2 separate regions of the Homo sapiens genome follow, and region 1 is linked to region 2. A link is a loop called in an ENCODE intact Hi-C map of the cell type or tissue named here. Cell type or tissue: mammary epithelial cell. All regions are shown on one strand. Each heading gives the region's core, and the rest is flanking DNA. Links, peaks and the distances in the headings are about the cores only.

Evidence for each region. Peaks named below come from ENCODE experiments on the same cell type or tissue, not always from the same donor. Only the 100,000 strongest peaks of a DNase experiment are listed, where the experiment ranks them.
Region 1: a loop joins it to region 2, with 10 times the contacts of the local background. A loop is called at or near these places in 3 of 110 quality-filtered maps.

The regions. Positions count from the first base shown.
Region 1 is chr7:116,396,316-116,404,827 of GRCh38, reverse strand. No RefSeq gene overlaps it. Among named protein-coding and RNA genes, the nearest start is that of CAV2-DT, 99 kb to the left of the region's middle. In mammary epithelial cell, for the core only: no CTCF peak of the experiment used is centred there; a DNase peak (open chromatin) is centred at 4,807; H3K27ac peaks cover 1,641 bases.
Region 2 is chr7:116,313,792-116,322,303 of GRCh38, reverse strand. LOC105375463 (a long non-coding RNA gene) reads right to left here. Exons shown (of 7, transcript XR_001745336.2): 4 at 5,794-5,872; 5 at 2,545-2,663. Among named protein-coding and RNA genes, the nearest start is that of TES, 110 kb to the right of the region's middle. RefSeq lists enhancers at 4,836-4,985, 5,086-5,165. In mammary epithelial cell, for the core only: no CTCF peak of the experiment used is centred there; DNase peaks (open chromatin) are centred at 4,833, 5,293 and 6,793; H3K27ac peaks cover 3,660 bases.

The sequences.
Region 1 (8,512 bases), core at 313-8,312, 83 kb before region 2:
TCTTGAACTGACTACTTACTGCTTTCTAGTTCTGGAAGAAAATATATGTCCTATTGTTTAAGTAATTTTAGTCTGGAATTTTATTTTTGCAAACTAATTGACATTCACATGATTCTGTGAATAGAACTGATCCATGGCAAAGTCATATAGCATGTAAAGTTTGCATTTGGGTGTGTTCTTTCTGAAGTGCTGTCGTTTATTCATCAGTGTAATTCCACCTATGTACAGAGTGCTTTCCCCACCCAAATCCTGCTTTCCTGGTCTAGTAGTCCTTTGTCTGAGTGCTCATCAATAATATTAATGACACATTCGGATTTGAGGTGTTGAATAACTAGTTTTTGCTAATTCAAACAGGAGTACTTGTCCTTAACACGTTCATTTTAACTCTTGCCTCCTGGGCTCTACTAAAATGTGTAGTCAGGTATTTAAGCCAAACATGGGGCTTATTAGGGTTGTTAGATAAGCCCTAAGGACACTAGAGTTCTTAGATAAACACCAAATGCTGGCTTGTTTTCGGAGTTTGTTTTTAATTTACCCAAGGTGTGTGCATGATAATTCTCTCTGCAGAAGACTCTTGAAGACATCACATAGCATATACCAAAGTGGACAATCTAAAAAATAATCCAGTTCTCTGACTGCAAGATGAGTATGGCCTTCATTAGATGCAGATGTAGCATGTATGTCAGCCACCTAGAGCCCACTTGGACTCTGTCCTGGAGGACAAGCCATTTCTAGGGAGCATTTTAAAATTATTGCCTTCCAATTTTATTACTTCAAAATTTATTATGTTTTACTGTGTTCTCTTTTTGGAAGGAGCAGTTACCATCAAAAGAATATAGATGGCAACGGATGAATATATATTTGATAATTGTGCTTTTACCTTTAGTATTGGGAATTTATCAGTCTATTTTTGATATTTGAAATACAGATGAAAAGAAACTGTATACACAAGATAAAACAGCTTTTTCCTTGAAACAATGACATATTGGCTTTTCCTTTCTGGTAAATTTAGCTTTCCAAGGTGCTATTTTAGTTTGCTCCCCAATTAATAATCAAAAATAACAAATAAAGCTCATGATTACATATAGTACCAAACCAGGCACTTGAAAGAAAATAGAGCCTCCTACTAATGCAATCAAGTAAGTCTGGAAATCCATTTCCACTTGTATTCTTTTTGAGAGTTGCTCATAGTTGGTCACTTTCCCTGATTTGAGCCCTTTGCAGTATTTAGTTGTGAATCTGCCTCTTCAAGACCTTGTTCTTGGCTGTTGGCCTTTCATTTAATAGCAGTGCAGCAGCTCTTTGTGGCTGGCCCCAGATTCAGGCAATCTTAAATCATATTTGCTATTGTTTCCTGTTGCGGGAATTTGCTCTTCATGGATTGTATTTCACTAATAAGAGTATGATGACAGCAAAGGCTTTGTGGGGTAATAGGAGCCAGAAATGTCACAAGCACCTCATGAAACAGAGTTAGGGGTGTGACACACTTCACATACATCTATTTATAGGAAAAGAGATCATTTGCAAATTGAAAATGACTGGTGTTTGCCTGTGCACTATTATTCCTCTAGCCGTGCCTAGATGCCTGGCACACAGTCTATAAAATATCCAAAAAATCAATGCTAAACTTCAGTCAGAAAAACTCAGGTTCAAGTCTTTTCTGCATTTGGGATGATGTTGGGATTGATAAGAAAAGGCAGGCTGAGGGACTGAGAAATCACTTTTGAGGTGAATGGAAGAGTTTTATTCAATAAAGAATTGTCTTTTATAGTTTTTCTCTGCGTCTTTGGAGAAATAACCCATATACAGTGAGAACCTATGAAGGAGAACTCGTAAACTGATGCACAAAGAAGTTGCTTCATGTTAGCAACTATTTTTACCTTTCGGAAATTAGGCTTCTAACTCTGGAGCATAAAATTGTATTTTTTCACCATAATAATAAAAAAAGGACTGAGGTTATTCTCTCACTTCACCAAAGTGAATCTGTGTGGCACACAGAGTCTGGCCCTGGCCTGAACAAGCCACTGTTGTTTGGAACTTAGTCTTACTATAAAACTGTCAGTTTGCAAGGATGAAAGCCATTTATGTATGGCTAAGAAAGCATTTAATGTCCCATATCTGGTCTTGCCATGTGAACATAGGAACAAATTGGAAGAAAGGAACAAGTTCCTGGCTATTCTTTGCGTGGGGAGGAGCAGGTTTCATGAAAGCCAAAGCATAAAGTCTTGCTTCACATAATTTCATCTGTAGACGTATTCCTTATACCTTTATAAAGATTGAAAATTTTGACCTCGATAATTATTAATAGATTTAGACAACATGCTAAACTAAAGGCATTTTTAGGCTAAACACAGGAGGCAAATATGAAGTAATAAACCTTGGATAAAATGAAAGTTTTTAAGCCAACAGTAACAAAAATGAGGTTGCCAGTGAGTGCTAGATGGCTAGATGTATAAAAACGCAAACAAAATAACAAGAAATAGGGAAATGGAAGTTTGCTTTCAAACCAAGCAGAGTGCACACAGGATTTTGAAATGTCTCCTCAGAAACTATATTGAGTAGCCAAATGGTACAGGTTTGTACCATGAGAGGAGCTCTGTCCTCTTCAATGTAGACACCTTTGTTCACATCTTCCCAAATGTGAGGTGAACCTTGAAGATGGCCGGCAAAAGTTTACTGAAAGAATGGTTGCATTGGAAAATTGTTGCTCCATTCTTTAATAAGAAAAAAAGAGCTGGTTATGGCACTAAACCAATGATCCTTTTTGTTTGTTTGTTTTTTCTTATCTATGAGAAGCCATCAGCTCTTTTTAGAGAAGCAGTCTACAGTATTATTATCTTTAATCAAGTGTTTTGATCTGCTATTGAGAGGACTGTCCATGAGGTTTTTGTGAAAATTGTATTATGTAGGAGAGATCAACATTTGTGGCAACTTGGAGAACTTCCTCCTATTCTTTAGGGCTGATCTCACAGCAAACTATAGAACCATCAGTCATTTTGAAGGAATTAAAGCCATTTGAAAGCAATACAATGTGAATTTGGGGAACACAGTGTATTTAGCAACATTGGGAATTTTATAGCTCCAGGAAAAAAAAAATAGGAAAATATAACTAGAGAGTTTCATCTTGTTTACCATAAAGGAAAAAATGTTTCTGCTTGTAATTATTTATTTCCTTCACAGCATATGGCTTTGGGCAATCAAAGAGATTATTTGTAACAACGTCTATGGCTTACTAGTTTATTTCATTAAAGCGTCATGTTAATGAGCCCAAGTTTCAGATTCATCTCTAAGTGAGCCAATAAATTTACTCTTGGAACCAAAAACTCTATCCCATTCAGCCAATCTTGTAACAATGTTCCTTCAGACTAGTTGAGTATGGGTGGATGGATCAGTGCAAATTCATTCTCATGACTCCTTGGAAAATTCACTGATATCCAAGGATATGTCAAGAGTGGTTCCTTCATAAAGGAAGGACAGCCTTCTTGGAACAAATGTTGCAAAGCCCTTTAGTTGAGCACATGGACTCTTTAGACAAGCTATCTGAGTTTATAGCCTGTCTCCAGTCCAGTCATGTGACTCTTGGCCAATCACTTAACCCTTCTGCCTCGACTTTGCCATTGAAACTGGCATTGCAAAGTTGTCACTGAGACAGTGAAAGAGATCTGACCTAACTAATTCCATCTTGCTCTTAACCTCCAAGCTGTCTTTATTCATTCCTGGGCATAGGCTGAACTAACTTTGGGAGGAACTTAGTTTATAGTTTATAATTTTAAAAAAAGATGATAATGGGCTTTTCCCAAGGCAAATCCCCTTCTGGCCTGGGGACTAGACTGTCTATGTAGGACTAACAAATTAGCCACAAGATTAGAAATCATGGTTTAGGAATCACGCAGCTGGAGGCTACAAGATTCTCACCCTCACTAAACTGTTTCTAAGATCAGTGCTTGAGATATTTGGCAGAACTTGCACTTGATGGATCAGCTGGCACCACCCAGATTGATAGATTGGCTCATCTGATCTTGTGGCCCCCACCCAGGAACTGACTCAACACAAGAAGACAGCTTCCACTCCCTGTGATTTCATTTCTGACCTGACCAATCAACACTCCAGGTCACTGGCGTCCCCCCACCCACCAAGTTGTCCCTAAAAGCTCTCATGTTGGAATGCTCAGGAGACTGATTTGAGTAATAATAAAACTCTGGTCTCACGCACAGCTGGCTCTGCATGAATTACTCTTTCTCTATCAGAATTCCCCTGCATTGATAAATCAGCTCTGTCTAGGCAGCGGGAAAGGTGAACCCATTGAGCGGTTACACCATCTGAAAAGTAGGTCGGATAATAGAATGTAATTCACAGAGTAGTTGCGTGAGTTAACTAAGAAAACATATTTAAAGTTCTTAGTGTAGTGTCTGGCTCTTTAATTACTACTCAATGTTACTACAGAACGTCTCTTGTTTTAGAAAGCAACTTCTCAACCATCATGAAGGTTGTAGAACTCAGAGAATTTTACACAATTTTCTTGTGACCCTGTTTGCTTGGGTTCAACACCAAGGGTGATTATTATGTATTCAACATGGACAGTGTTCTCTGGCAGACCTAGAAATCCATTCTTTATGGAATATACTAAGTTGGATATGACCTGCCACCAGCTAATTGCAATTTAAATGAATGCAAATGGAAGCCCAGACTTATATCCCACAGCTGGATGAGTCAGGGATTCCAACACAGCAAACTGCCTGTTTATGGAATAAATCATTGAAAGCTCTCTCTGTGTGGCATTTTTCTGTTTTACCTGAAATCTCTTACTGAAGCCAAGTAGTGCTTTGAGAGAGAGGGTATGTATGTGAGGAATTTAACCATGAAAAATCTTATCTGAATCTTTTTCACAAGTATCCTGTGCCTTGACAACCTCAGGAATTTTATTGGCAGGTTGTCACAAGCCTTCTGTTGCAGAGAGTGGAATGCACTACTGGATGAGGTAAACAGATGGTGTGGATCAGAGATTTTCCACTTTCCACTGAGAAATTTGAAAAGTTGGTGGGGGGATTAGAATCACCATTGAAGGAGGGTAAACTTCCAGATTCCTTGTCAGTTAAAACTATTACCTGAAGCAAAAGTTGCTCTCCAAATGCTCAATTATGTTTTATTTAAATATTCAAATAGTTCTGCTCAGAATAAAAGTGCAAAATTGTATGGGATATAGAACAGGTGCAATTTTGTGATGCAGATTGTAGCATCCTCCTTAGACTACTCATTTTTTTGTCATTAGATCTATTTCTAAATAGTTTGTCTCTGAGATATCATCATGTGTGAAAAATACAGAACTGAGATGTGGTATATTTAATTATACTTGCAAACCTCTCTGAATAGCACTATTAAAATAAAAATGCTTGAAGCCCCAATACAGCTTTTGTCAAATCACTTGAGTCCCACAAATTAGAAGGCCTTTTCTTTTTTCATTCTGTATCATAGAAAAGGTCCATTTAGGGAAAAAGAAAAGTATACAATTACACTTATTATTTTATTTAAAGTTCATTTGCTAGAAGTCCAGCATCACTATTCTTCAGAATAGTATCTTTCAGGGAACTTCTCTTTTGGCAAGTGGATGGCCATTGCTCAGGGCTAGGTTCAATGCTTTTCAAGATGAATACTTGATCAAGTGGGGACTGATAAGGGTTGTAAAGTGTAGTAGGCAAAATAATGGCCCTTTAAAGATACCCATGTCTGAATTCCTGGAATCAGCTAGTATGTTACCTTCACAGCAAAAGGAACTTTGCTGGTGTGATTTAGTTAAAGATTTTGAGATGGGGCAATTGCCCTGTGAATTAGGGTTCTCTAAGAAGTGGAACAAACTGTGTGTGTGTGTGTGTGTGTGTGTGTGTGTGTATACATAGAAAGATACAGAGGACAGAGAGAGAGAGAGAGATTTATTTTAAGAAACTGGCTCAGTTGGTTGTGGAGGCTTGATAAATCCAAAATCTGATGGGGCAGGCCAGTGGGCTGGAGACTTACGGAAGTGTTGCCATTCAAATCCAAAAGCATTCCCCTGGCAAAATTCCTTCTTCCTTGGGAGAGGTCAGCCTTTGTTCTATTATGAGGTTCAACTAATTGGATGGGGCTTATCCACATTACGGAGGCCACTCTGCCTTATTCAAAGTCCACCAATTTAATTGCTAGTCTCTTTCAAGACACAACTTCACAGAAACAGACAGAATAATGTTTGATTAAATATCTGGGCACTGTGGCCCAGTCGATTTGATGGATAAAAGTGACTATCCTGGATTATTCAGACAAATCCAGTGTAATCACAGTGGTCCTTAATAAATAAAAGAGGGAGGTGGGGGTGACAGAGTCAGTCGGGGAAGGAAAGGTGATGACCTATAGAAGCAGAGGTTGTACTGATGAATTTTTGAAGAGAGAAGGGGGCTACAAGCCAAGGAATGTGGGCAGCCTCTATAGGCCATGAAAGGCAAGAAGAGGATTTCCCTTAGAACCTCCAAAAGGTACACAACCCAGCTGGCATCTTAAATTTAGCGCTATAAGACCAATTCTGGACATCTGTATTAGTCTGTTCTCATATTGCTATAAATAAATACTTGAGACTGGGTAATTTACAAAGAAAGAGGTTTATTTGGCTCATGGTTCTGCAGGCTGAACAGGAAGTGTGGTACTGGCATCTGCTCATCTTCAGGGGAAGCCTCAGGAAACTTACAATCATGGTGGAAGGCAAAGTGGGGGGCAGCACATCACTTGGCAGGAATAGGAGCCAGTGAGAGACAGAGAGAGAAGGGAGGTGCTACACGCCTTTACACAACCAGATCTCCTGTGAACTTATGAGAACAGCACCAAGGAGATGGTGCTAAATCATTCATGAGAAAACCACTCCCATGATCCAGTCACCTCCCAGCAGGCCCCGTCTCCAACACTGGGGATTAGAATTCCACCTGAGATTTGGCCAGGGACGCAGATCCAAACCATATCAACATCTGACCTCTAGAACTGTAAGATCATAAATCTGTGTTGTTTTAAGCTGCTAAATTTGTGGTAATTTGCTATAACAGCAATAGGAATCTAATACATATAGAAACCAGTTCACAAACTACACTACTGAGAGTTCAGAGTTTTAGAACTCACTTGTTCTGGTGACTATAGAAGCATCCTGCATCTGCTGCCACTCCAATGGATATCAATGTTCCCAGACAGCTGGGTCTATTCCCTCATCTCCAAGTGCATCTTCCAAGCCTTCCTGCCTCTCTGCACGAATGCTTTTACTGTTCCCTTCTTGTGAAATGACCTCTTGTTATTCTGTTCAGATTCCTTTCCAGCCAGCAGGTTCACTTGTTTCTATAGGTGCACGATTGTCTCTTTGTTCTGTATTACAGTCACTTGGCTGAGAGAAGTCACCTATCTTGGATTAGTTGTAGAAAACTACATACTCTCTTGTGAGCAAATATTTTCCATGTAAGTGAGTCCCAAATCTAAGTATGGCCAAGAGTTGAGACGAGAAAGTTCAATTTCAACTCAATAAACACTTGGTGAATAGCAGCTATCTTCATGGCAGGGAGATTATTGAAAGAAGAATGAGGCTTGCTCCCACGGAGCTCACATCCTTGTGGGTATGACAGATGAGGACATAATACAAGGCAGTATGACAAGGGCTACAAATGACATAAGAACAGAGCTTTGGCATCAGAGGGATCTAATTATTGATATCACATATATACCTATATATGTTAATTTTATGTTATTCTTTATTTCCTCATATTGATGAAAAACTATTTTTATCTGAAACAGTGTGAAAATTAATATCTACTTCACAAATTGCTGTGAGGATTAAATGAAAAAACTAAAAGGTGGATATCCTGATTAGGTCAACAAAATATGCTGAGTTCCTAGTATGCGTTGGGCACTATTCAAAGTTCTGGGAATAGGCTGGGTGTGGTGGCTCACACCTGTAATCCCAGCACTTTGGGAGGCTGAGGTGGGCAGATCACCTGAGGTCAGGAGATCGAGACCAGCCTGGCCAATATGGGGAAACCCCATCTCTACTAAAAATACACACACAAAAAAAATTAGCTGGGTGTGGTGGTGGGCACCTATAATCCAAGCTACTTGGGAAACTGAGGTGGAAGAATCGCTTGAAACTGGGAGGCAGAAGTTGCAGTGAACTGAGATCTCACCACTGTACCCCAGCCCGGGTGCCTCAGAGTGAGACTTGGTCTCAAAACAACAACAACAACAACAACAACAACAACAACAACAACAAAACAAAGTTCTGGGAATACATTTATGAATGAAACAAAGTCACAGTGTTTCTGCATCTTATAGCAGGAAGAGACACACAATATGCAAATAAATGAATAAATATAAATCAATGAAAAATGCTATAAAGTAAAAAAAAAAAAGCAAGGTATAGGGTCATAGAATGACTGGGGGATTGAGGAGAGAGGCAGAGAACAAGTTCCAACATCAGTGCAAAATTCTTGACACCAAGGGCTTACTATAGAGATGT
Region 2 (8,512 bases), core at 442-8,441:
CTAATACCACTGAAATGGAGACATATGCTATTTTAACCATGTCCTGTGAGTTTTTATGTATAATATATTCATTATTATTCAGCTTTGAATATTTTGTAATATTATGATTTTATCTTTGGCTCATGGGTTATTTAGTTGTGGTTTTCTTCTAAACATACTGTGTTTTTTTCTAGTTATCTTTTTGTTTTGATTTTTAACTAAATTTCATCATAGAGAATGTGATATGCATGGCTTAGTTCTTTAAACTTTGTTGAGAGCTGCTTTTGGATCAGAATATGGCCAATTTTATAATATGTTTTCTGTATGTTTCAAAAGTTTTTGTAATTTACATGGGTGGATATAGTGTTCTATATATGTCCGCTTATTCATTGAATCATGTTTTAAAAATCATCAGTATCATGTTAATTTTATTTTGTCAGCTGTTTCTTTAGCTATGAGAGGAATATACTAACATCCTCACTATTATTTGCATTTATTTTTCCTGTCTTTCAATTTTTGGTTTACATATTTAAGGCTATGTTGATAGGTACATACAGGTTTAGAACTGTTATATCTTCTTGAGTTATTAAATGTTTTAGCATCGTGTAGTGATCAGTTTAATCTCCTAATGCTTTAGTTAGTAAATCTATTTAGAGTGATGCTAATAGTTTACTACCTGCCAAGTACTTAGATTTTGATTCATGTATATGATTTATTGAATCATTTTACTTCCAAATGTTCTGAATATTTAGATTTCAAACTTGTCTCTTATAAACTGCTTTGGACTTTTTGTCTTTTGTTCTTTGCACCACATGAAGCTAAAATATTGTAGATCAAATTCATCCTAATTAGCAAATGCCATAAAAATGAAAGTTGGCTGCAGAATTCCACTTACCTTCTGGATTTCTGCTAAAAATGCTTTATGACCCTGTCAGTTCAATAATTATTTTTAAGAATATATATTTACTCAGGATTATTAGCTTGTTTCAGCAAGAGGGTTGATCTAGATAACTTTCCATATTACAACAAATTAAAATGCTAAAATTTTAATACATTAAATTTTATGATTTAGTTTTAAGATGTGGTAATTCATGTATGTTAAATAATTTTCTTATTATGGATGACATTTTAATTTTTCTTCATGCTTTATTAAGATACACTTTACATAAATAAATTTACCTGTTCTAAGGTATAGTTCTGTTTTGTGTCCCTATAGTTTTGCTTTTTTTCAGAATGTCATACAACTGGAATCAAGTAAAAGTATGCAATCTTTTATTTTATTTTATTTATTTTTGAGGCAGAGTCTTACTCTGTCACCCAGGCTAGAGTGCAGTGGCACGATCTTGGTTCACAGTACCCTCTACCTCCCAGGTTTAAGCGATTCTCCTGCCTCAGCCTCCTGAGTAACTGGGATTACTGGTTCCCGCCAGCAGGCCCAGCTAATTAGCTATTTTTAGTAGAGATGGGGTTTCATCATGTTGGCCAGGCCAGTCTTGAACTCTTGACCTCAAGTGATCCACCTGCCTCAGCCTCCCAAAGTGCTAGGATTACAGGCTTGAGCCACCATGCCCAGCCAGTATGTAGTCTTTTAAATCTGGCTTTTTTTGCTTGGTATAATGCACTTGGCCATGTTGTGTCTATCAGTAGTTCATTCCTTTTTAATCCTGAATAGTATTCCATTGTATGGATGTACCATAATTTGGTTATCCATTCACCTGTTGAAGAACATTTGTGTTGTTCCAGTTTTGGAAGATATATAGAAAAGCTGTATAAACTTTTCTATATCTGCTTTTATGTAAATAAAACTTTCATCTTTGAAGTGGCAATGCTAGATTGTATTGTAGGTAAATACTTAACTCTTTAAGAAGCTGCTAAACTGTTTTTCTAAAGTGACAATACTATTTTGCATTTCCATTAGGAATGTATGAAAGTTTCGCTTTTTCTATGTGATCATCAATATTGTCAGTTCTTTTGATTTTAGTAATTGTAATAGGCATGTAGTAGTATGTCATTAGGGTTTTTCATTTGCTTCATAACTAATGAACTCAAGGGTCTTTTCATGTAATTATTTGTTATATGAATATCTTCTTTGGTGAAGTGTCAACTCATGTATACCTACGTAACAAACCTGCACATTCTGCAAATATATCCCAGAACTTAAAGTAAAATTTTTAAAAAGTGACCAAACGAAAATAAATTTTGTCCTTTTTGTATTACATTGTTGTTTTCTTAGTATTGAGTTTTGAGACATCCTTATATATCTTTGTTATAAGTTCTTTATCAGATAAATGATTTGCAAGCATTTTCTCCCATTCTGTGGCTTATTTTTTCAAAAGGTACAATAATTTAATTTAGATTTCACTTTTAGGTATTGATCCATTTTGAGTTAGTATTTGTATGTAAGGTATGCTTTAAAGATCTCTCTTTCTTTTGTTCCTCCTTCCCTCCCTCCTTCCTTCCTCTCTCTCTTTTTCTCTCTCTGCATATTGTCTTAGTTTACTAGTGTTGCTATGATAGAACACCCAAGACTGGATAATGTGTAAAGAACAGAAATCTATTTCTTACAGTTCTGGAGGCTGGGAAGTCCAAGGTGTCTGCAGATTTAGTTGTCTGGTGAGGGCCGTCCCCTGATTCCAAGATGGTGCGTTGTTGCTGCTTACTCAGGAGAGGCAGAACACTGTGTCCTTATATGGTGGAAGGCAGAGGGCAAGAGGGTCAAATGTTGAGTGAAGCTCCTTTTATGAGGGCCTTAATCCCACTCGTAATGGGAGGAGCTCTCATTACCTAATAACCTCTGAGAAGACCCACCTTTTAATGTCACTGCATTGGCCATTAAGTTTTAACACCTGAATTTTGAAGGGGACATATTCAAACTATAGGACATGTGGATATCAAATTGTTTCAACACCAATTGTTTCTGCACTGAATTGTCATTTCCCATTCAGTTTGATGCTAGCTATAGTATTTTGGTTATTTGTTTTTTAAATGGATGCCTTTATCAAGTTAAGGGAATTCCCATCTATTCCCAGATTACTGAGTGCTGTTCATTCTATCATGAATCTATATAGAATTTTGTCAATTATATTTTCTGCACCTATTGAGATGTTCGTCTGTTTTTTATATGGTGAATTACGTCAATTTATTTCCAAATGTTTGCCCTGCACTCTCATAATAAACCTCATTTATTCATGATGTATTATTCTTTCTATATGTTGTTAAATTTCATTTGCTATAATTTTCTCAAGGTTTTTCGTACCTATGTTTATGTGGGATATTTAATGTTGTGTAGTTATCTTTTCTTGTAACATCTAGATTTTGGGTTAAGGTAAGGCAGCCCTCCCAGATAAAGTGGGAAGTATTTCCTTGTCTTAAATTTTCTGGAAGAGTTTGTGTATAATTGGTTTTATTTATTTACTAAAGGTTTGGTACAATTTAACCATGAAAACTTTGGTGCCTGGAGTTTTGTGTGTGGAGGTTTTTAGCTATAATTTCAATTTCTTAAATAAATGTGGGGCTGTTCTGGTACTCTCTTTTTCCTCTACCTGGGATTTCCTCCATTCATTGCCTACCCCTCCCTCCCACTCAACAAGAGTCACTACTACAAGTCCTTTCAGATCAGCTCATCTCTCACTTTCCCAAAGCTTTCCCTAACATGTACCCCTTTTTCAAGGTTTCCTCCCTTATGCCAACAACACCCTGTGCATGACTACTATTGATTTTATAGCAGCATATAGAGAATATTAAAAATTCTCTATATGAAAATTTTTTCTATTTGTGTGTTTTCTTTCCCAACAGACTATACAATTGAGGACAAGAACTATGTCATTTTTATTATCATGTCCTTGGTATCTATACAAATAAAACATGGATTTACACATATTACACACTGCATCTATTACATAAGCATGCAATGAAGATATAGGTTCATATGTGCATATATATGTATATTTACATTAGATATGTATATACATACTTTAACATACATGTAACTGTATACTTTATGTACTTATATGTATATAAGTAATTCACCTATATACGTATATGTAAAAGTCATATATGATAGTCATATATATGTAAAAGTCTGTTTTTGCCAGTTTTTTAAAACAAAAATCATCAGCATCATAATTTATTGAAGTCGACTGCCCTTTCTTAACCTTATGAGATTTAAAAAATGTTTGGAATTTTTTTTAAGCCCATGAAGTTTACTCTTGTGAGGAAAGCCAGGTTGAGGGCAATGGCATTTCCACATTTTCTGGGGCTTAATTGAAAGAACATAGAGAGAGGGCTGGGTGCAGTGGCTTATACCTCTAATCCCAGCACTTTGGGAGGCCGAGGCTGGCGGATCACCTGAGGTTGGGAGTTCAAGACCAGCCTGACCAACATGAAGAAACCCCATCTCTACTAAAAATACAAAATTAGTCAGGCATGGTGGCGCATGCCTGTAATCTCAGCTACTCAGGAGGCTGAGGCAGGAGAATTGCTTGAACCCGGGAGGCGGAGGTTTTGGTGAGCTGAGATTGCACCATTGCACTCTAGCCTGGGCAATAAGAGTGAAACTCTGTCAAAAAAAAAAAAAAAAACTATATATATATAGAGAAAGGTATGTATCAAGCCTGTTAATGACCACGGGCCATCTGTGTAGTCACACAAAAGTGTCTAGTTTTCTTCCACATTTCTATGTGTCTTCTTTAGCATTTTCCTTTCTAAAAAACAGGCTCTATAACTGGGCACACTTGAACCCCACAATTAGTCATGGATGTGGTGATTCATCAGGCTGGCTTCTAAGTGCAAGCAGCCCTGGCCTTTCTAAGCCTTGACTGTTGGCAACTCTTTTTTCCCCGCTCTGAATCAGACGTGTATTTGTTTGAGTAATCAAGAAAGAACTGTCTGTCTTGTGACCTTAGAGGCTGGTGAAAGGGAGCAACTGAGTGTTTTTGGCACAGGAAGGTTAGTGAACAATGCAAATCTGTAGATCAGAGAGCACGCTGCTTGGCTGCTGACTCTGGGCAGACTTGAATGTCACAGAATGCTCTGATTGCCGGCAGGGTTTTTCACCCTCTGCCGAAAGCCATTTTAATATAAGCAGAATAGATTTCAGGTATTCCAGAAACCATTCTTAAACTTTCACTGTGTTCATGTTGTTAAATTCTATACCTTCTATTAAGACTTGCAGTCTTTCTGAAATGAGCATTTTGAATCTGACTGTGATAAGAGCCAGTGAGAGACAGCTTTACACATGGATGCCACTGGGAAGAAAGCACATCAAGTAACCCTGCTGAGGAATGAATGAATCAGCCTAATGCAAATTAGGTGAGAAACTGGACCGCACAGAGGGGATGTTGAAACCATTTTAGAGATGAGTGAGAGGGATGATAGCCAGTGAGTGAGCCCAAGAACTTTGATGACAATGAAGGCAGAAGAATCTGGTGGACGCAAAGGATTCACTTCTTATAATGAATTCACTCATCCCATTTGCCTGTTAATCAATGGGTGTTTTAAAGATGCCAGTTGGAGGAAGTCCAAGTGTTCAATTTTAAAAATGCCTATTAGATTAATTACAAGAAAGTCTCTCTCTCTCTCTTTCTTTCATCTGTCATTTTTTCTCTTGTTAGGGGTATGCAGGAGGTCTTCTAATAGACCAGAGAGAGATACAAGCCACAATTCGGGAAAATATCCCAGTAGACTCCTCTCTGCCTTATGTTTGGCATTCTTGAAATCTACGCTATCTGTCTTGAAATCTTTGAACAATGTACAATAATCTTATGCTTGCCCAGGGAAACCTGTTCCATTAGATGAGGTGAGTTGGTTACATACCTTCTTTGACTTGTGTTCCCAAGTGATCTTATTCCAAATATGACTTGGGGACACTTGTATGTGCCGTTCTGATATTGTCCTAAAAGGAAATTATTTTGGAAGTAAAGCCACTGATAAAATCAGCTCAGGAAAATGCACTTTGCAAATATGAGAATATAGGCATTATTAAAAGCCATGCTATAAAAATACCAATGGTTATTTTTACTGAGAGTAGTGTTAAATTTATGGGAGGCTATTGTTTTGGACTAAGCTCTTGCACTAGGCCCAGAAGAACAGACCAAACCAGAATGGAATCACTAGTGCTAGGTCCCCAAACTGGACTTTAAAATCAGCCAGTTAGAAAACAAACAAAAAAACCCCCAAAAAAACACAAAACAACAACAACAAAAAACAGATTCACAGCAATCAATTAAAAGGGGCCCAGTCAACCTGAGCTGACATAATAAGAAAGTCCCCTGGCTCTGCTTTATCCTTTTAAAGAAAGTAACTTTGAAACAACCAATCGGCTTTCTGTTCCTGTTTCTGCTTTCTTCAGGCTTTTCTGCCTATAAAGCCCACTGCCTCTCCTCAGCTTACTAGCGTGCTTTTCTGTTTCATAGATGGGATACCGTCTGATTAATGAATCACTAATAGTTTAGATCATTAAACTAAATTTGTTGAAATTTTTATTTTTTGACAGTAGTTACACAAGAACAATAAAATACCCTTAAGAGGAAAGTGAGAATATCTCATCCGAGAAATGTGAGACAGACAGAAAAAGGTTTAAATAATTGTATTCAAAAGCATTATGTAAACGACAAATAACACATGAAAGTCTAATCTGAAAGGAATGGGAATTAATGTTATAAAGGGAGACAAACAAAAATCAGGTTTCTTTCCACATCTCAACATGGAGGATTTTCCTTTACCCTGGCCTCCTATTTCTGTGTGCAGAAACTTGCTTCAACATGTCAGTCCCAGCTCTAGCTGTCCTGATTCACTCCTCCTTAGAGGGAATGAGCTCACCGGGCAGACTCTGCCCGGTGGGGACTGTCTGGGGAAGTCCTGTCATTCCCCGGGTCTGCGTTGGCATCACTGCTCTGACAGTCTCTTTCAGGAGTTACGTGTTGGAGGCCAGTGACGACTGCAGATCTAAAGCCACATTTTAAAATCCACTGTCTGTGAGGCAGTGGTCTGACTCCTCTTCTCTTTTTCAATTGGTTCTGATTTTAGTTAGGAAAGGAAATGGTTGTTTGTAGACCTACTAAAGTTCCAATAGCTGATTATAAAACAAGATTCTATGACATGCAAGAGTATATTGGAGTCAGAAAAATTAAATAGAATTTATTTTCCTGAGAAGAAACAAACTGAAAAAAGAAAAACCAAACCTCTTTATGTTTATTTGTTTGTACCGATATACGACATCAGAAAGGCAGCCGTATAAAAGAGAATCAGGCTGGAGGGAGCTTAAGCCTCCACTAAATGGGGATTGATTGACCAGAGAAGAACTGGAACTATTAAAAGGCCTGAAAGAAGAAAAGAATTATGAATTTTGCTCCTCTCTCCTTCCAAAAAAAAGTAAATGCACATGTTTGAGAGGGAAGCATGGCCATAGATATTGTGATGCCATGGGGAAATCGATTTCAGGCTTTAAATAAGGATCCATCACTGTGAGAGGCCATGAAGCTGTGCCCAAAAAAACTTCCTGGTGAACCAGAGGAGGAAGTGTTCTCTATGGGTAGGAGAGAGCTTCATTTCAGAGAAAAGAAGGAAGGACTAAGAGAGTTAGAGGCCGGAGGGAAAGAAGGGACAAGTAAAGGGAGTGGAAAATGGGTTGACCAAAGACAGGCAGAGCCATTCATACGCAGATCTCAGATGAAGCACTATTTTCATTTGGACTAAGAAAAAAAAATGGTGACTTCTTAACTCTTATAAACTGAGCACTACTCATTGAAAACCCTGGTATCAGTGTGCAAGAACTCGGTAGGGACTTTAGAATGACCATGTCTTTAGCTAAATAACAAGTGACTGAAATTCAGTCCCTTCCACAGCTGCTTTATCTGGCAAACATGTCTTCTCCTCCACTACCAGCCCCCCGGATAAAATACACCTGGCCAACTCCTGCTCATTCAAAACTCCATTGAAATGGCTTCTCCTTCAGAAGGCTTTCCTCATCCCTTTCAATTCCCATTCCCCTCACCAACCTTACTTGTCTCCTCTCAGATTCTGACTGGCTGGCCCAGGGTTTAAGAACTTCAACTCTACAGTCAAAACAATCTCTGCAATTTGCTGTCTGCGTGATCTTGGGCAAGTTATTTAATCTCTCCTTAACCTTAGTTTCTTCATGGATAATAGCTGGCAAATGATAGTATATATTCCATAGGGTTGTTGTGAGCACTAAATAAAATAATGTACATGGAGTGCTTGACACTGTGCCTGGACACTGCCTGACAGTGCCTGGACTCAGTTAAAGGTGGTCATAATTACTGGGCCAGTCTTTCCCCTTCCCTACATGGCATTTACCACATTCCCTTTCCACTGTCTATCTGCCTATCTATCTGAAGATCTGTTTGCATGGGGACATTGAATTGGAAGTTTAATTCCTAGTGCCTGGTACATCATGAGGCTCCATAAATGTTTGTTGCATGAATTCGGAGAGTAAGCCTCCCCATTCTCTACCATAAATGATACTGATGTCTGTGGTTGTATTTTAGAAAGGACACATTAGGCAAGAATCTGC